Linked DNA regions of Mus musculus: all the other regions are linked to region 1. The links are chromatin loops, found by intact Hi-C in ENCODE. Cell type or tissue: heart. All regions are shown on one strand.

Region 1 (4,000 bases):
CTCTGCTCCCCCTCCCGCCTGGCGACCTCCCCAGCCCACAGGGCTCCTGGTGGTAGTGTTAATCCCAAATATTCAAGGAGAAAGACCAATTCCACAACTGACCAAGCTTTATTTTGGAGCTGCAACCTAAGTCAGGAGCAGCTTTGGGTTAGGTTTTTGAGGTCCCTTTTATGGGGAAGACCCATAAGGTTAAATGAAAACAACTCTAAGTGTGTTTACAGGGGTGAGATAACTGGCTATTAGAAAAAAAAGACATTAAAAAAAAGCAAGAATAAAAGCAAAAATAGCTGGGTGGTGGTGGCACACACCTTTAAACCCAGCACTTGGGAGGCTGAGGCAGGTAGATCTCTGCGAGTTCGAGGCCAAGCTGGTCTATAGAGCAACTTCCAGGACAGCCAGAGCTAAAATACCTCATGGTTTACTTGTTTTTTTTGTTTTTTTTTTTTTTTGTTTTGTTTTTTGAGAAAAGGGGTTTCACTATGCAATCCTAGCTGGTTTGTAATTCCCTTCATAGACCAGGATGGACACAAAACACAAACTTACAGAGATCTGCTTGCCTCTGCCTTCCAGGTGCTGGGATTAAAGGCATGCACCACAGCAGTCTAGCTTAAAAACAGGTTTTGCGGACTGGTGAGATGGCTCAGTGGGTAAGAGTACCCGACTGCTCTTCCAAAGGTCCAGAGTTCAAATCCCAGCAACCACATGGTGGCTCACAACCATCCGTAACGAGATCTGACGCCCTCTTCTGGTGTGTCTGAAGACAGCTACAGTGTACTTACATATAATAAATAAATAAATCTTTGAAAAAAAACAGGTTTTGCAGGGCACATCAGGTTTAAGAAACAGAAACTCTTAACTAGAAATAGAATGTTTTAAAAAATTATTTATTGGTTTATTTTTATGTGTCTACACACACACATACACACACACACACACATACACACACACACCACATATCTGCAGGAGCCTGAGGCAGTTCAAAGAGGGCATTGGATCCCCTGGAATTGGAGTTACAGGTGATTGTGAACTGCTATGTGGGTGCAGTTTTCTGGATAAGCAACCAAAGAGCTATCCTTCCAGCCCAAAAAAAACCTATTCTTGTCGGAGATGGGACTTAGCAATAAGGTATCCTTAACAATGTGCCTCCTGTTCTGGTTTCACAGTACGACTGGCTCTCCGAAGCCGTGCACTCTGGAGCTGTAGAGGCAGGTCTCCTTGGGGACCACATAGGCATAAGGACCAGAGGACCAGGATCAAAGTCAGGAGTTGAGGGTCTCTTCCCAAACCTGAGTGAATGAACATCTCTTTCTTTCCCTGGGATTTTTAGGACTCGTCTGTCCTACGCATCTATTTTAGTTCATGAAGTTTTTCATGAAGATTGCAACTAGCTGCTTACCCTAAAGTTTGGAGAGTTCAGGTAAGAATCCAGTTTTCCTTCTTAGTCTTGGAAAATCCAATTAGGCCATAGTGTTTTTCAACCGAGACGAGCTGGGCCTCGGGCGCCCTCTGCTGGAAAGTAACGTGTACTGATGATGGCTGTGAACAGGCTTGAAATCCCAGCAGCCCTGAGGCCAACAGCGGGTGAAGTTGCTGAGGCACAGTCCGTAGTGCAATCTCAGAGCTGGATGCCCTGGTATTGCCCTGCCTGGCAAATGCTAGAGGAATGAATGAATGAATGAATGAATGAGCTTCATAGTGCTCCGGAAACTGCAGAGGACTCGCCAAGGGTTTATTACTATTGGTAGGTAAATTGATGTGGTTCGTCTCAGAATCCAGCTCTCAAGGCTTAAGAAGGGACTTCTTAACTCTCAACCCAGCTTTCTGTGAAAGCAGCTGGATCAGGGTTCTGGGAAGAGGAGAGTTAAAAATGGGGACGGGGTTGGGGATTTAGCTCAGTGGGAGAGCACTTGCCTAACAAGTGCAAGGCCCTGGGTTCAGTCCTCAACTCTGGGGAAAAAAAAAAAAAAAAAGACAAAATAACCCGCCTCTTCTTGGGCAACTTGTCAGAGCTCGATTCCCGATCTGATGTAACAATACCGATCTGATGTAACAATACCGACCTGGACCCCTTCTGAGGCACAGAGGAATCCCTTCCCCTCATCCTGGGGAGGACTGAGGCATGATCCTTCCTGCTTGTTGTCCTAAGCAGAGGGGGAAGGGACAGTCGCCCAGTGGTTTTCTTTGGAAAGAAATAGTGACTTTACCCAAGGACGGCAAAGTTAGCTGAACCTGGACACCTGCTACTGCCTGGCCAGAATACTGTTCTAGTCCACCATAAAAGTCAGAGTCTACACTCCCATGTCAAAGATGACGGATGGCAGGCGGGTAACTGAGGGCCTGTGTGACACACTTGAGGATCTGGGTGTGATCCCAAGCTTTGCTTTAAGTGGAGTGCAAGAAGTTCACAGGTCTGTCACTCCCAGCCAGTGCAGAGCTGAAAACTGGGGCATAAGGGGCTATCTCAGACCACCCTAACCTGGGCTGCATTAGACTGTATCTCAACATAACAAAGGAAGAACTTAGATCCCACACTGAAAGTCACGTTAACAAGAGAAAAGCAAGGCTGGGATCCTAGCTCAGGGGGCACACGGGTGCTGACCGTCTGTTCCTCTAAGTGGTGACTTCTCACAGGGCCATAGAGACCAGTCAGCCGGACATCTCTTCTTTTTCCTGCCTGTCTTCTTTACTGTGGCTGAAGTCCCAGAACGACATCATTGTCCTAATCTTCCCTCAGAGTCACCGTGGATCCCTGGATGAGGGCAACTGTACACAAAGGCAGGGGCATACCCTGAAGCGGTAGCCATCTTGTGGGAGCCCAACTACTGCCTCAAGGGTGACAGTTTTGGACCACCCTGAGGAACAAGAGCTGAGACAATGTCAACACCTTGCCCAGGATGTCACCCACCCCAGCTCTTCCTCTCCTTATATCTAAAGTTCGTTTAAGTACCCCCAAAGTGGAATTGGGGCTACTGGACCCCTCTATCTTTTCTTCTAACAAGTGTGGCCATACTGAGTAAATCTGTTTTCTCTCTTCTCTCTTCTCTCTTCTCTCTACTCTCTTCTCTCTCTCCAGGGTTTCTATGTGTAGCCCTGGCTGTCCTGGAATTCACTCTGTAGACCAGACTGGCCTCCATCTCAGAAATCCTCCTGTCTCTGTCTCCTGAGTGCTGGGATTAAAGGCATGTGCCACTACTGCCTACCGTATTATTTTTTTCACTACTGGTGAGGCAGGTGGCAGAGCCTAGGTAGATGGGGCTGCTAACGTTGAGTTTTTGCCCTAAAAACACCTGCAGCAAGACCCTGTCTCAGGGCTGGAGTGATGGCTCAGTGATCAAAAGCACTTGCTGTTTTTCTACAGGAACAGAGTTCAGTTTCCAGCATCCACATTGTGAGGCTCACAACTGCCTGTAACTCTAGTTCCAGAGGGCCAGGACAACCTCTTCTGCCTGCTTGACCACCTGCATACAGGCGATACTCCCAACCCTACACACACATCCATGTTAATAAAAATAAGTCTTTTTTTTTTTTTGGTTTTTCGAGACAGGGTTTCTCTGTGTAGCCCTGACTGTCCTGGAACTCACTCTGTAGACCAGACTGGCCTCAAACTCAGAAATCTGCCTGCCTCTGCCTCCCAAGTGCTGGGATTAAAGGTGTGTGCCACCACGCCCGGCATAAAAATAAGTCTTAAAAACAAAACCCTGTCTTAATGTCAAAATCATAGAAGAGGGCTGAGTGTGGGATTCAGCTCAGTGGTGGAGTGGTCATTTGGCATGTGAGGAAGGCCTGTGGTCAGTCTCTGGTACCAAAACCCCTCATCCTCTATAAAAAGATCCAAGGACCTTTCTTTCTTTCTTTTCTTTGACTGGGATAAGGAATGGAGAGCCAGGTAACCATATAAAGATGTGACTGAACAAAAATGGAACTACCTACCCAACTGGAATGTCAGCAGGACCTTGCCCTGGCATCTCGTTGGCTCCTTGGTCTATAGAAAGAATTCAGA
Region 2 (4,000 bases), 150 kb before region 1:
CATTCCCTCTAGAACACTGCTACTGAAGCCACAGCCCTGGTCATACCCACAGCAGTCCTAAGGATCTCAGTGGGACCTTTCAATCCTGGCTCATAGACAGGCGTTAACTAGGCCTCCCAACCTTCTCCTGCCCAAGGCCCCCTGCAAGACCCCAGGGTTCTGTGGACCTCATTTCTATATATCCTGATCTACCCCAAATGTTCACACTCTTCATCACCTCCGGATCCCCTCCTCTAAAATAGTTCACAGACTCACCCAGCAGTTCCCCCCACCCACCCACCCACTTCCTACCCCCAACCACAACCCCCAAGTTCAGGCAAGGAATCACCCAGCAGATTCCTCCCAAACCCCAATACTTCAGGGAATCAGAGAGCAGAGCCACAGGGAGCTACGGTTCCCTCAGGCTGAGACAATGATGTATCCTGACAGAGAACTTGCTCATAGCAGCCCAGTCAGTACATGGCAGAGTGGCAGAGCCAGGCCTACAACTGGGATTTTCTCACTGTAACCCAGGGCTCTAGGACCTGCTAGTGAGCTCTGGGCAACTGAATGCTCGGCCTGTGTCCTATCAGCATCACATTCTAATTAAAAAAAAAAGCAGAATCAGTCTCCAATTGCACGTCCCTTTCCTACCACAAAGGACTAGGAGTGGCCAGGGCTGATCTCTGGAGGTGTATCAAGTGCTCAGGTTTCTCCAAGTAGCCTACAAGCTTCCAGCAGGAGTTGGTGTACTCCTGAGCTGGCGTAGACAGACTTTAATGGAAAAGGTAAGTTATCAGCCCATGACTGCGCGCTGAAACCTTTCTGAGCGAGGGAACCTCGCCTGCTCTCAGTCATGTCTCAGTCCTCAGGGACAGAACAGGACGAGATGCATATGGTCCCAGGAGACAAAACACAGAGCATCCTGACAGGGCGATCCTCTCAGCACTGAAGGTTAAATGCTGGTGTGAGATGGGGTGGTGTTTGCAGGTGAAGGGGAGGCCAAGTAGAGCTGGCATAGCAACAGTTTAATGGTCTATAGTGGGGCATGCTTCATGGTATGGACTTAGGAGAAGAGGCAAGAGGTTTGCCTCACACGAAAACAAAGCAAAACAGAACAGAATAAAGCAAACATTAAATAGGAGGGAGGGATGAGGAAAAGACAGGACTTTAAGGTCTCTGACAAATCTTGAAGATCTTTCACAGCAGCTCTCCAAGTCTGGCATTTTAAGAAAGAACAGAAGGACTGCACGGCTGGACTAAGGTTAAACACTGCAAGGTAGGAATGTGGATTTGAGCAGCCCCTCCGAAGCTGGAGAAACGCGTGCACCCCACTTGTGAACACAAAGTGTAACCTCCGGGCCATCTGCCCCTGGGAGGAGCCAAGGACAAGCACAAAAGGGTAAATCACTCCCACCCCTCCCATCAGCACCAGGCCGACCCTTTCCACACCTACAGACCCAAGAGGCTGAGTCACTGTAACTGACAGAAAGGTGATTGGTCCAGAGGCCAGTGGGGCTGGCAAGTGGCCCAGGCTTTCACAACAGTGGGGTGCCTGTGTGCCCCAAGCTGGGGAAGTCACCAGCGGGGGATTTGCATATGAGAGTAAGAAGCACCCCATGCTATAGCCCCTCTGTGTCCCCCATGTAACTACAGGGGACCCAAGGGATCTGAGTGTCGTGTCACGAAAGGGCAGGTGACAGACAGAGAGGAAAGAAAAGGATGTGCTGGAGGTGGGGGCGGGGATGCCTGTCTGCTCACCATCATGTTCGTAGGGTGGCTGCCAGTTTCGGGTGAATTCTGCTCCTCAGTAGGGACCACTTCAAAGTCCGAGGAGGCGCCCTAGGTAGAAGGAAGTTAGTAGCTGCCCATGATAAACGGACCCTGCCCCCAAGGAAGACAGAAGGGCAAACAGTGCAGAGTTCCTAGAGGCAATAGTCACACACTATTCATGAGATCACCCAAGAACCACAGGACTGCCATCACCCTCCTTGTGATCTGAGGTCATACCCCTCCATGGCCATTATTTATCAGTGAAACAGGGGTGTGGGTCGAGCCAACCTTGAAACAGTATTATTTATTTGCTCTCTCTCTCTCTCTCTCTCTCTCTCTCTCTGTGTGTGTGTGTGTGTGTGTGTGTGTGTGTGTGTGTGTGTGTGTGTGTGTGTGTGTTGGAACGGATGAGGAAACCAAGTTCACAGAGTCAACACACAAGCCAAGACTCTGCACAAGCTGGCAGATCCTGCCAAAGCAACCAAGCTATCTCCTGGGCTCAGGTGCCTCTTGTCACCCTGGCTGGCAGCAGCTACTACAGCCACCACCAAGGGAGGCCCTGCACCAGCCTCACCAACTCAACCCAAAGGTCATCCCAGGAGAGGACTGACCTGAGAACACTAAGGCCGCTCTGCAATGTGTCATCAACCAAGGCGCAGACTTCACTGGCTGTTCAATCAGCTGAGGAGCCCAGAGTTCATCTGAACCTGGCTCTAAGAGACCCTTAAATGTGGCGTGACTGGGGCTGGGGAGATGGCTCAGTGGGTGGAACATTCGCTACACCAGCAGGAAGACCTAACTTGGGATTTCCCAGCACCCATATAAACAGCACAGCTGGGCATCCCTAACTCACAGCTCAGCACGGGAGTGGACAGAGACAAGAGGATCCCTGGGGTACTGGCTTATCTGGAGATGGCAAGCTCTGGGTTCAGTGAAGAGATGTAAGGGATAAAGCAAGGAGCAGGAGACCTGATGCCCTCCTCTGTCCTCACCAGAACACACTCCACGCATATACCTCTTCCTTCATACCCCACCAAAAAACCCCCAAACCAAAAACACCCTCCTGACCTGCTTTCCCTGTCCTGGATGGGGTAGGACAGATGGGAGAAACCAGCCCAGCTGGCCACCAGTCAGAGCCACCATGACCCCATCTGTGGTCTCAGCTTGGAAAAGACCCACCTTCTGACCATCTGAAGGATCTGGCCCTATGATGCCAGGCTACACTTCTCCATTGAGCCTGCAGCACATGGTTTCTGAGCATCTTGGAAGTATGTGTCTGTGCCCAGTTAGTGAGCATGGTCACGTTAGATAGCTCAGGAAATGAGAGAAAACTCCTTGTTTGATCAGGACCTTCCTGGTCATGAGAACCATGACTTTCACCTCAAAATGGCAAGCTGTCCCATCCCAGCGCTCCAGACTGATGTGTGGCGGGAAGAGCTTTAGGTAACCAGTCACAGCTCCAAATGCAACTTACATTGGACGGAGATTTGGAGGCTGGCTCGGGCTTCTCCATGGAGTTTCCCGTGGTGGCGGTGGCGGTGGTGGTGGCGGCAGTGCTGGTAGCAGGATGTACCTGGACCTTTGTATCCTGTCCTGGAAAATCAAGACTGTGGCTAAAGAAACCTAGAAGGGAAGACGCCTGAACCCAGCCCCCAGGAAGATGGAAGCCCTCTGACTGAGTTCCCTCTTGATTTAGAGAAAAGGGAGGCTGTCCCTTTAAGACAAGAAGTCACGTGAAATGCCTGGCCTGGGTAATGGAGTCCAGAGCCTGGGCAGAGACCCCTTTGCAGACCTAGTTACTAGGAAAACTCCAAGGTGGTCATGGTTCTCTGCCTCAGGGATCTAGAAAGAATTTTCAGTTAACCAAGTGCTTTCTTTCGGGTTTTGAGAGAGGCTCATGTAACATATGTTGACCTCAAACTTGGCTTCACGCAGCTCAGAGGCTGGCCCCAAACTCAGTATGCAGCTAAGGATGACATTGGACTCCTTATCTTCTTGCTACCAACTCCCAACTCCAGGGTTACAGGCATGTGCCACCGTGCAGTTTACTCCGAGCAGCTGAATACATGCACACTAGTGAGCATTCTACCCACTGAGCCTTAACTCCCTACGGTGTTCTCATGGCAGCCTCGTAGCATTCCTGTTTTAAAGAAAGGAAACCAGGGTCTGGCAAGGTCATCAACTTGACTAGTCACTCTGCTAGCAACTGTAAAACCTGGACTCAATGCTGGGCGTGCAGCACTCGGGA
Region 3 (4,000 bases), 89 kb before region 1:
TCTCAGCATCCTATTCACCCTGCCCCAGGGCCCCGATGCCTGATGTAGCCATGGCTCCCCATAACGAGGCCCAAAGACTCAGAAGCAGAAATGGTTTCCAGATTTTAGTCCTGACCCAATGACGTTCCTGCTGCTTTCCATATCTGCTATTTCTTTTTAATTTTGCTTAAGTGATTTTTGGGCTTTGCAGTTGTTTTATTCTGTTTGGAGACAGGGTCTCATTACGTCCCTCTGCCTGGCCTGGAACTCACTATGTAGGCCTCAAACTCAGAGATCTGCCTGCCTCTAGCTCCTTGAATGCTGGAACTAAAGTTCATCACCATGTCTGACCTTTGCTTAAACAGTTTTATTTAGAATAATTGGGGCGGGGGTGAGGGGGGAGTGTCTGACATGCTAAACAACACCTTCTGGATAGATCTATTTTGAAGTACGTTTAAATACTCATAAAAGGCAATTAAAAAAAAAAAAAAAGACAGGATCTCATGTAGCCTAGGCAACTTCAAACTAAACTACATATAAGTAAAGGCTGTCCTTGAACTCCTGACCCTTCTGCCACTCCCTGCTAAGTGCTGAGATTATAGGCATGTGCCATCATACTGTGTGATCTTTGTCTTTTTGTTTGTTTTTTCCTTAACACAGAGTTTTACTCTGTAGCCATGGTTAGCCTGAAACTCATTACATAGAACAGACTGGGCTCAAACTTATAGAGATCCACCTGACTCTGCCTCCTGAGTGCTGGGTTTAAAGGCATGCACCACCACACCTAGTCTTTTGTATATATGTATATCTCCTCTTATGCTAACAAGTCCCTGACATATAATAGACATTTAAGAAGTATTATCAAATTAATAAATAGGTGAAAATAATTTTTCAGTGGTCGCAATTAAACCAAAAATCTTGTGTTTGCTAGGCAAATGCTCTACTACTGAGCTATATCCCTAGTTTTATGATAAAAATAATTTTATACTTTATATACTATCACAAATTAGAAAAAAAATTATCCTATGTTATTAACAGATGCCAATTCATAAAAATGAATGTAATACTAGCCCCCACTTAAGTTAAAGGTCACCAAATTTAAGGTGCTACTGCTTGCCAAAGCCACGGCTCTCGGTGTAAAAGGGCAGGCGCCTCGTATAGCACAGATGTGGCACCAAGCCGCTTTCTCTTTACTTATCAGAAAGGCTGGTGGAACTGAAAAGCAGTAGGTTCTCTGTGAGCTTGGGTGTCACTTAACACTTGCGGAGGCACTTTCATCGGCCAAGCCAAGCTCATTCCTCAGATAACCCGAGGTCTCCCTCAGTGGCAGCATTTGCCTTCAAATTTAGGGAAGAGTAGAATAGAAGTTCAGCGTTCAAGAGCCTTTAGGCCACCAGGACTGCCATGTCTAACCCCCTCATTTGAAAGGTTCAGGCATAGAGGCCAGGAGGGAAGGTGAGGACCCAGCAGTATCTGGAGTAGTTTGCCAGGAGCCTGTGTGAAACCTTTTGTCCCGTCCAGTGTGGACCCCTGGGTGTGACAGTGCTCAGGAGTATACCCCCCGAAATCCTGCAGTAACAACAGTAGCAGGAGTGCCCTCTCTGCTCTCAGGATGCAAAGCCCAACTGCCAGGCCCAGGATGCAGAGGCCCTCGTGGAACCTCGGGGCTCACTGGAGGAAGCCTTGTTAGTGGAGAGCAGGCAGGATGCTCCCTGGGCTGTTAGGACGAACCAGCGCAGAGATCTGGAAACTTCAGATATAAGATGCCGCAGCTCGGGTTGGCCACCAGAGGGCAGCTAGGGGCCAACCAGCGTACAGTGGCAAGGTGCAAGCAGAAGGGGAAGCCAGTGATTAGGAGATCAAGCAGGAAGTGGGGAGGGTCTGACCTCGACTCGGGACACTGCACTAAGTTCCCACATCTGATAGGCCACCTGTGCTGCCTCCGGGAAGAACTGGCCAGCGGCACTGGAACAATGGAGGGGTTCGGGGAGAGGATGGGAGGGAATGTCATCATGGGCTACACCCCATACTTCTAGAACACTCTTATGCCAAATACACCACACACACACACACACACACACACACACACACACACACACACACACACACACACACACACACACTAACACAGACCTGTTTGGCTTTGTTTCTTCTGTAGCATGAGTTCATCCGAGGACTTTCTAGTGCCACGATTCTTCTGGCTTCCCCTAAGCTCCCTCTAACCTATGCATGCAGTGGGGCTTTCCCTAGCAGCCTTGTTGGTCCAGGACCAAGTAGGGCAGTCCTTCAACCTCTTCTTTGTTCATCACAGCAGGGTGACTCCTGTGCAAATCCCCTTCCAAATAAGCCAAGGGCAGGGCATGGCTGCTTCATCCCTTTACCTTTTTGCAAGGCACCAGGCCATGTGAGGGGCCAGTGTGTGTGGAGGGATTTCTGGCCTCTGTGGCAGTGAGCATAGTCAACAGGAAGCCCTTATGTCCCTTCCTTAACTGACTGTTGAACCCTGGAGAAGGGAGTCTAAGAACCCACCATGTCCTCGGTATAAATTTGGCTGTGTTATGGCACAGTCACCTAGTTTAATATTCCAGGAAGGGTCCCTGTAGCTCACCTGCCACCTCATCTCTTTGCCAGGCTCTCCACAGAACCCATGGCAGTCATAGGAAGAAGCCATAGGAAGTCACAGGCCAATCCTCATCCCTAGGCTTTCTTACAGGTGGGCTTCCCAGACCTGCTTCTCCTGGCTCCTTCCCCTGGCTCCTTCCCCTATCAGTTTTTGAAACAGGGTCTCACTACTCAGTCCTGGCTAGTCTGGAATTTGTTACATAGACCAGTCTGGACTCACAGAGATCTGTTTGGCTCTGGCGTGTGCCACCATGACCAGCTTAAGTCCCCTGAATTCTAATCCCCAGTCCAGACACCAGATCGACCTCCAAGTTCACAGAGCAGAGAGTTCCATATATAGTAGCCACACTTGTTCAGACACACGGTCCCCAAGACAGCAGAGACTGGAATACTGAGGGTCACTTTCCCTCATTTGTCATTCCAGCCTCAAAAGAGACCCAGGCTCATGCAATCCACCCATCCACTGGGACAGGCGCTGGAAGAGTCAGGCCGTCTTTCCATCCTGGGGCCTAGAAGTCACTTACTCATCATCTCCTCCACACAGCTTCAGCAGAGCCTTCTTGTATTCACCGGAAGTATCATTCTGGGGAAAGAGAGGAGAAAAGGTGACCTCAAACACAGCCGTGGCTCTTCTTGGACAAGAAGGGGAGGCAGAACACTTACACCAGCTCCCCCTTTTCTCCTGCCTGCAGTGGCTCAGGCCCCCAACAGTGTATGGCTGGTCACTATCCAGCAACCAGCTCTGGGAAAGACAGGAAGGAACAAGTCTCTGGCGTGTGTTGTTTGCCACCTTTCCTGTGGTAGAAATACTTCCCAGTGATAACAGCTGGCCGCCATGCTGACTTCACTAGACGTGGCATTCTGAGATGCTATTTCCCCATGGCCCTGACATTCCACTCTCCCAGGTATATATAGCACTTCCATGGGAACCATTTCCTGGAAGTAGAATTCCATAAACACACCCACGGGAAAATGCTCAAAATCAAACAAATATTTGACCAAGCCGTATGTTAATAGAGACGGCTTATCCCTCGACGCTTTGGAATGGACCTCAAAAGACAACGGCTGTGAGAAGTTCCCAGGTAAAGGCCCTGTGCAACAGCATCTTTGTTTATTCTAGATTTTCCCAAACTTTTTTCCCCATGGAATGTTCAGTGCATGATACCCATAAAAAAATCCTCTTTGGATATCATTCATGAGTACAAACTAAATTTTTTCCCCATTAGCTTATAAAATTATTACATCTGACAATCTCTTGGCAAGGCCTCACGGGATGGCTACCCCTGAGACGGCATTAGTCACCCAGCAGGCTCCAGGGTTTTCTAATGCTCATTTGTGTTCTTCAGTGAACTTCTCTGCAGATTGTGGATACCCACTGCCCTTGGGACAGCATCCTGGC
Region 4 (4,000 bases), 160 kb before region 1:
GAGCTGATGTCAGCGGCAGCCATCTGGAGGGAGACTCTTGGTTCATTACATAATGAACATTCTTTTCCTTCTGAGAGATGAGTCAATCTAGAATATGAATGTAAGTAAGACTTCAGATGTGTGTGAAGAAAGAGGGGTGGGGAAGAAGAGGTCGGGAAGACCTCAACTGTGTGAGGAGGGACAAGGACAGGCTAGTGGCCTGGGCTGGAGGTGGGGAGGGGCTTGGGAGACAGAGAATGCTGCTGCCAAGGGTGTGGGAGCTTCCTTCACTGTTAGCCACTCCCACTGCAGCATGTGTCTCCAATGCCGACTGTCCTGACTGACCACCACCTCTCCCGTGTCCAGCTTACCTTAGCCTTCCTAGGCTCACCCTTTTAATATACGGGTCTGCATCTATATGTGGTGAGTGTGGGTGCCCGTGAAGGCCAGAAAAAGGGGTTAGACTCTCTGGAGCTGGAGTTACAGGCAGTGGTGAGCTGGTATGTGAGAGTCCTGGGAACTGAGCCCAGGTCCTCTGCGTGCACCATTACCACTGAGCCATCTGTCCAGCTCCCTAAGGTCCCCAAATAATTTCAGCCTGTGCCACAAACTCAGTCTCCTCAGTGATCCCTGTGGTTGGTCCCGAGAGGACAGACATCTATCCCATGGGCAGATGGTTCAATGGTTTCCACAATAACTCTCTAAGGTGATCTAGGCCCAACAGGAACCAGAGAGCCAGGTGGGGCCTTCGTCCCTGACCTCCCAGTTTGGCCACCTACCTCCATGCGTTGCTGTTCTAGCAACTTCACCTTCTTCTCAGCTGCTCCAAAGGCCCCCGCTTCAGGGACTTTACTCGCCATCACACTGGCCTAGGGAGAGACAGAGCCTTCACCAAAGTGTCAGATAAAACTTCGTTCCCCAGCCCAGTGCTCTCCCAGGGCCTCAGCCCCTTGTCTCCAATCTCCCTGCTCCTCCCACCCAGCAGCCATGTCTCAGCCACGACCTCCTCCTCCTGGAAGCCCACGAGGAACATTCCCCTTTGCTGATGCATACTGTGGCTGCCAGCCTCACATCCTCTCACCAGCTCTTTCCACAGCCATCTTCCCCACTTTAACTCTGAGGCCCTGCTGGTCAACCCCACAACAACTCCGAATCCCCTAACCTAAAAGGCGTGGCTTATATATTTTTTAGAAGTTGTGAGGAGCCAGTGAGATGGCTCAGTGAGTGAACACGATTGTCTCTAAGTCTGATGAGCTGAGTGCAATCTCCAGAGCCTATGGTGGAAGGAGAGAACTGCCTCAGACCTCCATACACGCATGCAGCCCCCAACATAAAATAAACGCCGTGAAAGTGTGATGGAGGCTGGCAAGCATCACGAGCCCAGACACATGTGCCGAGAGCCCGCATGTGCAGATGTGTGTGCACAACATGCCATCTCTGAGATTCTTTCCAAATTCTGCAACCACAATCTAATCTAAACCCAAAACCCATTCTGCAAAACAACCGGCCAGCATAACTCAAAAGTGCCAAGGTCATGGAAACCAGGACAGCTGAGCCACGTCGCCGAAATGAGGAGACTAAGGAGCTGTGATAGGAACCCCACGTGGGATCCTGGATTCAATTCTGGAAGGCAGAAAGGGAGGGAGTGAAGGATGGGTGCATCTGGACAGCGCTGCTGACGGCAGTGCCCAGTCTGGTAAGAACCACAGTTATGTAAGATGCTTGGTGAGGTAGGTCTGCGGTTATAGAAGCCAGCCAGGGAAGACGGAGGGAGTACGGGAACACAACTCCACACTATTTCTGCCTCAGTTTAAAGTTACCTCAAAATAAAATGTTTTAAAACTGAACAATTGAGGTGTTGAGGTAAGAACCACAGGACAAGGCGAGAAGTGCACGTGCAGTGACTGTCGCCAGTGTCTGCTCAGACCAGAAGCTGTTCTGCACTGGCCCCATCAACTCTCTATGTCCTACCACAGGCTGGGCAGAGGCTGGAAGCAGAGCCTGTGAGCCTCTGGTGCCCCCTACAGGCTATGTCCTGTAAACATACCATGCCACCTGGAGAGGAAAGGGTATCTATCTGATAAGGTGGCCTCAAAAAGGGCAGATGCCTGCCCCAGGAAGCTCACTGTCAACAGCAACAGCTAAAGGCTATGTGTCACTTAGTTTTAATCCCAACAGAGGCAGGAGGATCTCTGTGAGCTGACGGCCAGCCTGATCTACCCAGTGTGTTTCAGACCAACCATGGCTACAACAGTGAGCAACAATGCCAGCGAGAGGCAGAGCGAGAAGGCTTTGCTCTTCAGCCGGCCACCCCCACATCTGCTTGAGAGGTGACAGAAGAATCTTAATTGTATGATGGCACATGACCTCTCCAAGTCTCCTGCTGGCCCCGCACATGGAAGAGACATCCCTTCAGGCAAAAGAGCCCAAGTGAGCTCATGGCTTTGCAGGTAAATTACATCACTGCCCCGGGGTGGGGAGTGAGTGACCAAGGTCATTACTATATTACATAGAAAGCTGGCATTAGGGCTTATGTTGCAACTGACTGCAACTCACTTGAGGAGGTAAACAACTGGGTTACAGGAGCCTGAGGGATGGTGAGAGTGGAGCAAGGCACACTTGGCCTTCACTGTGTGGCAGGGCTGGGCCTGGAGGTGTGGGGGTGTGGGCCAGAGCTGAGGCATCCCCAGACCAGTCTTCCTCTCCATGCAGAGCTCTAAGTTGCGATCTCACAAGCTTAATACAATCCCCTTAGGAGCCCTGACACTTTAGAGACTAACCTGACTTTTGGGAAGGAGACTTTGACAAGACAAAATGCATCAAGGTATTGGTACCCAGAATGAGCAAAACACTGAAACCCAACTCCCATGAGCAGCCGCTGGACAATCCAAGTCAGCAAGCGGGAGAAGCAAGCAGCCAGGGTGGGCGGCAGAGCCATGTAATTTGACTGCCAATAGCTCTGAGCACGTGTCTCAGAGAACGGGATACTCCACGTGGGGTGAAGACAGAACAAAAAGCCAAGGACTGGTCATACCACGGAGGCAGGTGCTGCACCAGGAAACAGAGTCTACCAGGCAGAACCTTCTGCCACTGGAATGTGTGTAGGAGGAGATGTGCTCCCTCAGCGAGGGGCAGAGCAGATCCTGGGTTTGAGAGCTTGGGATACACACCTGCTGCTGTCCAGCCACGCCCTTCTTGCCAGCACCCTCTGGCTTTGGGGAGCTGGGCTGCCCACAGAGTCCCTCTTTGCAGCTGCTGTTCATCAACAGTTTCTTGAGCTCCGTGTTTTCCTCCCTAGATAAGAGACAAGTGGAGATGTCACAATGTCAGCCCTGGGTTAAGACACTTGCAAAGCCAAGGATCTGCTGTCAAAGGCACTGCTGCGGTGCGACCAGACCAAAAGGGCATCTGTAAGCCACCCAGAAGGTGTGCAGGCTGCATGAGAATCCTTAACAGCAGAATTTCCCCCATCTGTAGGTTGTCTCCACACCTGGCACCTTCCAGTTCTATGATCTTGTTCTCTAAGAAAGCTCCGCCCCTCCCTCCAGTTATAGTCAAGTGTCCTGGTTCAGCTGACGCAGGCAGAGCCTGGGCGGTGCAGTAGGTCATGCTCACTCACCGGCACCTGGCACCCCCCCTCTTTAACATGGAAAGAGCAAGCTTCTGGCTCAGAGCTAGGGTTGATAGAGCCATCTTCACACCCACCAGGGACTCAATCCCACTGGATCTGCTCTCATGGTTCTCTAGTGTTGAGTACAGGCCCTGCTCTGGGTGAGACCTTCTTTACAGTTTACAGCAGGAAAGGCTACCAGCAAAGTTGAGTGTGGGCACGCACACCTATGACTCCAACGTTCATTTGGGAGGCAGAAGCTGGACTATGGAGTCTGAGGCGGCCTGAGCTACGCAGTGAGTTCCCTGGGCTATGGAATGAGACCATTCCAAACGAAACAAGCAGAAATAATAAGTGAAAGTGAAACCCTAAGTTCATGAGGTAGGCAGTGCTGGGTACTCAGGATGTTTG
Region 5 (4,000 bases), 210 kb before region 1:
CAAGACAAGGACATTTCTCAGTAAACCTACAACTGTTTTCTCTTTTTAAAAGTGATCTTTAGCCAGGCAGTGGTGGTGCACGCCTTTAATCCCAGCACTTGGGAGGCAGAGGCAGGTGGATTTCTGAGTTCGAGGCTAGCCTGGTCTACAGAGTGAGTTCCAGGACAGCCAGGGCTACACAGAAACCCTGTCTCAAAAAAACCAAAACCAAACAAAAAACAAAACAAAACAACAAAACAAACCTTTAAAAGATCTTTAAACTTATTTAGTTCATGTGTATAGGCGTTTTCCTATGTGCATGTAAATGCACCATGTGTATGCCTGGTGCCCACAGAGGCCAGAAGAGCCATTTAGATCTCCAGGAGAGTTGCAGATGTTTGTGAGCTGCTCTGTGAATACTGAAAATTAAACCTGGGTCCTCTGCCTTGGCAAATGTCCTTTAGAACTGAGCTGTCTCTCCAGGCCCTACTTTTTTTGTTTGGTGGTTTGGTTGTTTGTTTGTTTGTTTGTTTGGTTTTTTGTTTGTTTTTTGAGACAGGGTTTCTCTGTGCAGCCCTGGCTGTCCTGGAACTCACTCTGTGGAACAGGTTAGCCTCAAAGTTACAGAGATCCACCTGACTGAAGGTGTATGTCACCACCACTTGGCTTAAAAGATACTTTATTACATTTTATTTGTATGTGTGCATGCACATACATGCTGTATCATGCATTCCACATGGGGTCAGTTCCCTCCTATCATGTGGGTCCTGAGAACTGAACTCAGGTCATTAGGCTTAGTGGCCCGTGGCTTTCCCCAGTAAGCCATCTTGATGTCCCCACAGCAGTTTTCTATTTAGGCAAATTAACAGTTCAATGATATCACGTGATATACAGTTTACATTCAGAGTCACTACTGTTCATGGTGGCTATTCACCTTGACTGCATCTGGAGTAAAACCCAAGCATTTGGGCACACCTGTGTGGGATTTCTTATTAACTAAATCATTAAAAGTGGGAAAACCCACTTTTTGGTTTTTCGAGACAGGGTTTCTCAGTATAGCCCTGACTGTCCTGGAACTCACTCTGTAGACCAGGCTAGCCTCGAACTCAGAAATCCGCCTGCCTCTGCCTCCCAAGTACTGGGATTAAAAGCATGAGCCAGGGCTGGCAAGATGGCTCAGTGGTTAAAAGCACTGACTGCTCTTCTGAAGGTCATGAGTTCAAATCCCAGCAACCACATGGTGGCTCCCAACCACCTATAATGAGATCTGATTCCCTTTCAGGTGTGTCTGAAGTCAGCTAACAGTATACTTATGTATAATAATAAATAAATCTTTAAAAACAAAAAAAAAGCATGTGCCACCAGTGCCGGACTTAACCCAGATCTTTTGAGGTGGGAAAATCTGGGCCACACCCTTTGCTGGCAGTCTATATAAAGAACATGGAAGAAGGAAGCTGTTCTCTTTTGCTTGCTTGCTGTCAATGGCAAGTCCTTTCTTTTACTGGCATTAGATGCTCCTTCTTCAGGAGTCTGGCATGTACTGAAGACCAGCCGAGACATCCAGTCTCATGGACCAAACAACTACTGAATTCTTGGACCTTTGATTGGTAGACAGCCATTGTTAGACTAGCTGTTCCACAGCTGGTAAGCCATTCTTATAAGTCACACCCATGCATGCCCACACGAGTGAGTTCTGTTCCTCTAGAGAATCAAGACAAATAGGTATAAAAAGGAAGTTGAGGCAGAAATGCTGCAAGCTTAAGACTAGCCTGGGCTACATAGCAAGTTTAAGGTCAGCCACGGTGAGACCCTTTCTCAAAAACGAAACACCAGTAAGAAATCAGAAAGAAAATGAAAGTGAAATGAACTGATTTTCATCATCCAACACCAACATTTGGCCTGTCGACCTTTCATTTTTATAAATGTGTTGTCGGGCTGGTGAGATGGCTCAGCGGTTAAGAGCACTGACTGTTCTTCCAGAGGTCCTGAGTTCAAATCCCAGCAACCACATGGTGGCTCATAACCACCTGTAATGAGACCTGACACCTTCTTCTGGTGTGTCTGAAGACAGCTAGAGTGTACTTATGTATAATAATAAATAAATTCTTAAAAAAAATAAATGTGTTGTCATTTATAAGGAGATCTCTTCTTGGTATTATGCTATAGACATCTATTTCACTGTAGTCAGACGATCTGTTTGGCCCAGGTTCTCATTTGAGGCTTGGTTTGTTTTCAGTGCTGAGTTATGTGTCTGCTAGATCATCACAGGAATATTTCATGATGATTTGAACTTTCTCCACAAGGAGGCAGCAAGCAACCATGCTAAGATTTCTTAAACTTTAAGGAAGCCCATGCGCGTACACAGCTTACCCTGACCCTGTGGGCAGGCATTAATAGTAACATCCTCACTGGGAGTGTTGGCTTCAGGCTTTTAATCCCAGCATTAAGGAGGCAGAAGAGGGCAGATCTCTGTGTGTTTGAGGCCAGCCTGGTCTGCACAGTGAGTTCCTGGCCCCTGGAACCCCACAGTCGAATGATGTCTCATTTTTAAAACATTAATATTATCTCCTTTATATGGATAAGAAAACTGGAGATGGCAGAGTAAGTGTAGGGTATGGACTCCAGGATGCAATGTTGCCTTCTATCTGCATTTAATTCACTCCTAGGCACAGTACCGGGGACACTTTGGAGCATACAGGAATAAATAAGAAGATTCCCGTCCCTCGGCAGTCCTTATCAGGTGTGAGGACGAATTCATCCACAAATAGACCAGTGGTCACACAGCAGAATAAACAAGGGCCCAAGAAGGCAGGAAACTCACTCTGCCTTCAAGCTGCTGGTGATGCTGTGCACGGCGTTATCAAAGAGGGAAGATAAGAGCTAAGGGGTGCGTGACCGGTGACAGACACTGCTGAGACATAGAAGTGTCACGCTCTGTTTTACAGGGAAGAAAGCTGCTAGTCAGTATGGTTAAGAAATTGTACCAAAGCTAGCAAGTGGTTGAAATGCTTGCTGCTCTTCTAGAGGTCCTCAGTTCAGTTCTCAGCATCCGTGTCCAATGGCTCACAGCCTCCTATCACCCCAGCTCCAAGGGATTCAATACCCTCTTAGGCAGGCACCCAAAGGCATCATAAAAGACAGACAGACAGACACACAGACAGACACACACACACACACACACACAAGAATAAAAATTAAAACCTTAAAAGAGAGAAACTTGTATTGGCAGGCTTAAAGCCCCAGCTACCAAGAAGGCTGGGGCAGGAGCACAAGTTCAAAGCCCGCTTGGGCAAAAATGATGAAGATATCGTTGAGTGATAGAGGGATTGTCTAGCATGTATGAGGCTTGGAGGAACAAACGATGATAGGGAGGAAGGGAGTGAGGGAAGGAAGGAAGGAAAAAAGGAGACAAAAAGGGAGGGGTGATGACTAGGTTGTTGTGGCAAAATATTAGAATCTTTTTTTTTTCTTGAGATAGGATCTCATGTAGCCAAGGCTGGTTTGAACTTATTATATAGATGACCTGTGACTTCTACTCCTCCTGCCTCCACTTTCCAAGTACTAGAACTGCAGGTGTTGTGGTACCTCACTTGGCTCATGTCTTGTTGGGCAAGGCATGACAACTTTGGCAAACATGGACAAAGACAACTTTAAACACTCTGAGCAAGCATGGAGCTGACTGAGCGATATACCATTCAGAACTCACATCTTAATATGGATTTCCCAGGCCCACAAAAGATTGTGGCTGTGGACACAGAGCAAGGACAGACTTCGGGGGTCAGTGTGCCTAGGCAGGGGAGGAGTCTGAGGAAACAGTACTCCCAGGTCTGGTGGCACAGGCTGAGCACAGCAGGAAAACCAGGCAAACAAGAGCATTCCTCTGTATTTTGTTTGCAACTGAAGTAAATGACATCATGGGTGCTGTAAAAGATTAATCTGGTGCACTGTGTCATGGAACAGAGGCACCAGTTAGGGGGTTGTTAAAATAATCCTAGCCAAAGATAACTACAAAAGCAACGGA
Region 6 (4,000 bases), 71 kb after region 1:
CACCCGTAACTCCAGCTCCAGGAGACTCTCTGTGGCCTTTGAGGGATCCGTGCATATAACACACACGGCGCGCACACACCACAAATAAAAACAAATCTTTAAAAAAAAGATTAACTCAATTATCTTATACAATAGGGGCTTGTCTGTGGAGACCAAGTGCGAGCAGGGGGAGGAAGACCACTCTTCTGGGGCTCCGTTAGGTCTGTCACAGAGTCAAGGATGGGGATGATAGATGGCCCATCCCTGGAAAGGCAGACTGCTGAGCACTGCCCAGGCTTGGAGTCTCATCTCCCAGCAGGGACTCTGAAGGGTTTGGGGTTTCCATGTGGACAGCCAACCCTGCCCCCGTCTGAGTGGGAATGTGGAAATACCTCACAGAGGTTCAATGTGTGGAAAGTAAGACACAGAAGAAGCAGACCAGGCCTCGGGAATTGGGATGATCCCAAATGTCCCCTCTACATATTCTGAACGTCACACAAATATGGAAGGGTGGGGACACACAGGAGCCGGTTCAATCAGGCAGGTGTCATTTGCTAAGCTGACCTCTTTCCCAGTGGCACAATTAACCGTCAACTAAACAGAATCTAGAGCCGCCCAGGAGGCAAGCGTGTGGGCAAGCCTGTGACCAGACTAGGGTAATGATGTGGGCGGCACCATTCCAGTGTGCTGGGGTCCTGGGCTAAATGAAAAGAGAGAGAACTGAGAGTGTTGGCGATTCTGTTTCTTGACTGTGTCTGTCATGTGACAGGCTGCCTGGGTGCCATTCTCCATCAGCATGGACTGGAGCCTCAAACTGTGAGCCAAGGCACAGCTTTCCTGCTTCAAGTCGCCTCTCTCACAGCAATGAGATAGGTAACAGCAAGTGCCTGAGAGAGAGTCACCAGAACCTATGAAACCGCACACCAAAGGGACGGAAACTACATGTGTATTCTGTTCCTCCCTCTGTGGCTCATGGGCACTAGCTCACATTGGTCATCTTGGTCCCATCTTCTTGGCACACACACACACACACACACACACACACACACAGTACACAGTGCTGGAGATGAGACCCAGAGTCTCAGGTAACCAAGCACATGCCCTGTCATTGAGCTACAGCCATGACTCTCATGTACACAGTTCTTATGATCTGGTCAACTTTACTGCGGACGTTGTCCATATGGCTTCACACGTGTGTCTAGAAACAGGCTGGTTGATCTTGGTGTGGCATTCGATCATGATGAGTCGTTTCTATTCCATATGGTCCCCTATCCTCCAGGAGACTGGGCACGATGTCACACACTCCATTTCACTTGGTGTTCTCAGATCCATGATGTGGAAAGCAGGGCTGGAGAGATTCCCCAGTGGTTAAGAGTGCTTGCTGAGGAACTAAGTGTTTTACAACTGCCTGTAACTCCAGCTCCAGGGGACTTAACATTCTCTCTGGTGCACACACATGCACACACACACACTTTAAAGAAAAATCAGCTCCACAAAGCAGAAAGAGAAGGCAGTCTCAGGGTGGAAGCCATCATCGAATTTCCATTTGTAACACTTTTACTGTTGACCATGGCAAGTTACAAGGTCAAGACTCAGGAGATGACCCGTAGACTCTACTGTTGGGTACACAAAGCTACAATGTTATATAAGCTCTTGTTTTTATAACACCTTTACCCAAACTATTATATAAGAGCCCTGTATTATGCTTGGTGCCCGACAGGTAACAGAAGATGTTCATTGCAAGAATTCAGAAGTAAAAAAACGACTCCAATGATGTCTCTGTCTGCTGCCCCTGGCCCATAGGCATGACCCTATGTTTTTCTTGTTCACTGCTGGATTTCTGAGTTGGGCTAAGACTTAGTGGTTTAGAAAGTTCAACACACTTATCTGTAACATAGATGGTGACATTTTATCTGAGCATTGTGACTGGCCCTGGCCCCCTCCATCTTGATGCTGCCTTGAGCACAGTGTTCCCCATCATGGTCAGGAAAAGGAAATAACCAAAGCCTCAGCGGGCAGAGACTACCTTCTGCCAAAAGCTGGCTATTGCTGCCGCCTAGTGGTTGCTTTTTGCATAGCTCCACTCAAGGCAGGAAATTAGCAGATAAATGACAAAAACAAGATGGCGGTTTCCACAGGTGAGGTCTCCACAGTGTGGAAAACTAGAGAACGACCAACATTTCTTTTGTTTTTAATGACCATCTATCTACACCTTGTATGCGGTGTAGATGGCCCCCATCTCCTTTGCGCGCGCGCGCACACACACACGGTACTGGGGATATGCTACACCTGTTTTTTGTTTTGTTTTGTTTTTTCCTGTCTTGGACCAGAGAAAAGGCAAAGTGAAAAAATTCATAGACAACATAAGTCACCGTGGGCGAGGAGAGGCTCTGTCACTGAATAAACATGGTGGAGTTGGACAGGGCGGGAGAGTTCCCGGACTTGATCAGCTCATCCAGGGCCTGGTAGGTCCCCACCACAAAGCCCATGAAGCCCAGGATGCTGATGAGGGCATCCTTGGTGACGGTCAGGGGGCTAATGCCCTCTCCATAGTAGGTGACCACCTCCAGCAGGGGCGGGATGATGAGGGCCAGGGCGCTGCTGCTCACAGAGCCCACCAGGGAGAGGACCAGGTCCAGGCGTGGGATGAGGATGGCCAGCATGCCTGTGGGAGATGAAGGGAGACAGATGGAGAGTCCTAGGTTTACTTTAAAGGCTGTTATTGAAGTCGTCTTTAAGAGAAACCAAACCTCCCTCAGAAATTCAGCTTTGCACATAAAAATTGAGGGCTGCGGATGTAGCTCAGTTGGTAGAATGCCTGCCCAGAATGTGTGAAGCCCTGATTCTATCCCCGGCACCATGAAAACTGGGCACAGCAACATACACCTATAACCCCAGCGACTTGGAGGTGCAGCCTGGAGCATCCAGAGCTCAAGGATTTTTTTGGCTGCATAGTCTAGTTTGAGGCTAACCTGCGATATGTGAGACTGTATAAAAAGGAAATAAATAAACGTAGAGAAAGAAAGGAAGAAAGAAAGAAAAAAGGAAGGAAGGAAAGAAAGAAGGAAGGAAAGGAAGGAAGGAAGAAAGAAAGAAAGAAAGAAAGAAAGAAAGAAAGAAAGAAAGAAAGAGGGGAGGAGGGAGGAAAAGAGAGAGACAGAGACAGAGACAGAGAGAAGGCAGGGCATAGTAAAAGAAGAGGGCTGACTCCTGCAAGTTGTCTTCTGACCTATACACATGTGTCAACATGTACATATGAATAACAAACAAACAAATGTAAAAAAATAAATAAAAAAGAAAGAAAAGAGAAAGCGAAGTGTTCCCAGGGCGCCAGTCCTCTCCAGGAGGGCTCACTCGTGGTTGGTGTTGCCCATTCCTGTTGTTCAGCTCTGCCCTGACAGGGCAAGGCAATGCAGAGGTTCCTTCATCTTCTATTTTTGCGGAGGCCATTTTGGGTTTAACTAGACTTTGATCTCTTTGATGGAGAATTCCACGAAAAGTCACTCAATTCTATTCTGGGAACCTGAGGCCAGGATGTCTCGGTTTATTTATCTTAGTTTCTGTTAAATTGCCTGTTTGTGCAAACCCCAGCCTCAACCTCCTTGTCCCGCTTCAGCTGCTGTGTAAGACACCAGGATGTAGATTTTGCCTATAAGCCACTTGCTCTAAATGTTTGAGGCTACACTTGAGTCCCCAAATACCTGAGTATAGTCCCAGCCTGCTGGAATAAAGACTTTCACCTGGCTATAAATGGTGGTCATCTTTGGAGGGTTCCTCACAACAGTTTGTGTTCCTATTGTGTTGTTGGCGGGGTTCTCTAACCCCTTAGGTTCAGTACTTGGGGTTCTGGAGATGGAGAGACTAAGACAACCCAGTGTTCATTTGTGAGCTACAGCTAGGAGATCCAAAGGGGTAGCTCTCTATAACCAGGGAATGAAGGAACCAGATTTGCCCCATATGGGGTCTCAGCAAAACCCACCAACCCCCAAGCCCAAAGGGAGTGGGAGTTTCAGATGGTCCC

Evidence for each region. Hi-C counts contacts between places; a loop is a spot of excess contacts. Peaks named below come from ENCODE experiments on the same cell type or tissue, not always from the same donor. Only the 100,000 strongest peaks of a DNase experiment are listed, where the experiment ranks them.
Region 2: it touches region 1 in a loop (2.3-fold over the local background); 6 of 42 quality-filtered maps call a loop at or near these places.
Region 3: a loop joins it to region 1, with 6 times the contacts of the local background. A loop is called at or near these places in 17 of 42 quality-filtered maps.
Region 4: a loop joins it to region 1, with 2.4 times the contacts of the local background. A loop is called at or near these places in 6 of 42 quality-filtered maps.
Region 5: it touches region 1 in a loop (3-fold over the local background); 7 of 42 quality-filtered maps call a loop at or near these places.
Region 6: a loop joins it to region 1, with 5 times the contacts of the local background. A loop is called at or near these places in 15 of 42 quality-filtered maps.

What each region holds. Positions count from the first base shown.
Region 1 is chr11:55,085,664-55,089,663 of GRCm38, forward strand. No RefSeq gene overlaps it. Among named protein-coding and RNA genes, the nearest start is that of Ccdc69, 9.5 kb to the left of the region's middle. In heart, CTCF peaks have their summits at 40 and 1,509 (motif pointing left); no DNase peak of the experiment used is centred here; H3K27ac peaks cover 2,278 bases.
Region 2 is chr11:54,934,721-54,938,720 of GRCm38, forward strand. Tnip1 (TNFAIP3 interacting protein 1) reads right to left here. Exons shown (of 19, transcript NM_001199275.2): 5 at 3,227-3,345; 6 at 1,741-1,821. Among named protein-coding and RNA genes, the nearest start is that of Tnip1, 26 kb to the right of the region's middle. In heart, no CTCF peak of the experiment used is centred here; a DNase peak (open chromatin) is centred at 2,291; H3K27ac peaks cover 743 bases.
Region 3 is chr11:54,996,670-55,000,669 of GRCm38, forward strand. Anxa6 (annexin A6) reads right to left here. Exons shown (of 26, transcript NM_013472.5): 13 at 3,126-3,184; 14 at 1,866-1,944. Among named protein-coding and RNA genes, the nearest start is that of Gm19911, 21 kb to the right of the region's middle. In heart, a CTCF peak has its summit at 1,762 (motif pointing right); a DNase peak (open chromatin) is centred at 1,852; H3K27ac peaks cover 1,420 bases.
Region 4 is chr11:54,925,946-54,929,945 of GRCm38, forward strand. Tnip1 (TNFAIP3 interacting protein 1) reads right to left here. Exons shown (of 19, transcript NM_001199275.2): 9 at 3,150-3,273; 10 at 759-848. Among named protein-coding and RNA genes, the nearest start is that of Gpx3, 25 kb to the left of the region's middle. In heart, a CTCF peak has its summit at 2,004 (motif pointing left); DNase peaks (open chromatin) are centred at 1,629 and 1,986; H3K27ac peaks cover 2,778 bases.
Region 5 is chr11:54,877,288-54,881,287 of GRCm38, forward strand. No RefSeq gene overlaps it. Among named protein-coding and RNA genes, the nearest start is that of Hint1, 13 kb to the left of the region's middle. RefSeq lists an enhancer at 1,899-4,000. In heart, a CTCF peak has its summit at 2,282 (motif pointing right); DNase peaks (open chromatin) are centred at 2,334, 2,794 and 3,984; H3K27ac peaks cover 1,830 bases.
Region 6 is chr11:55,156,972-55,160,971 of GRCm38, forward strand. It overlaps Slc36a2 (solute carrier family 36 (proton/amino acid symporter), member 2), which reads right to left. Exons shown (of 10, transcript NM_153170.3): 10 at 1,497-2,644. The coding sequence ends at 2,373. Among named protein-coding and RNA genes, the nearest start is that of Slc36a3, 7.3 kb to the left of the region's middle. In heart, a CTCF peak has its summit at 2,044 (motif pointing left); a DNase peak (open chromatin) is centred at 2,030.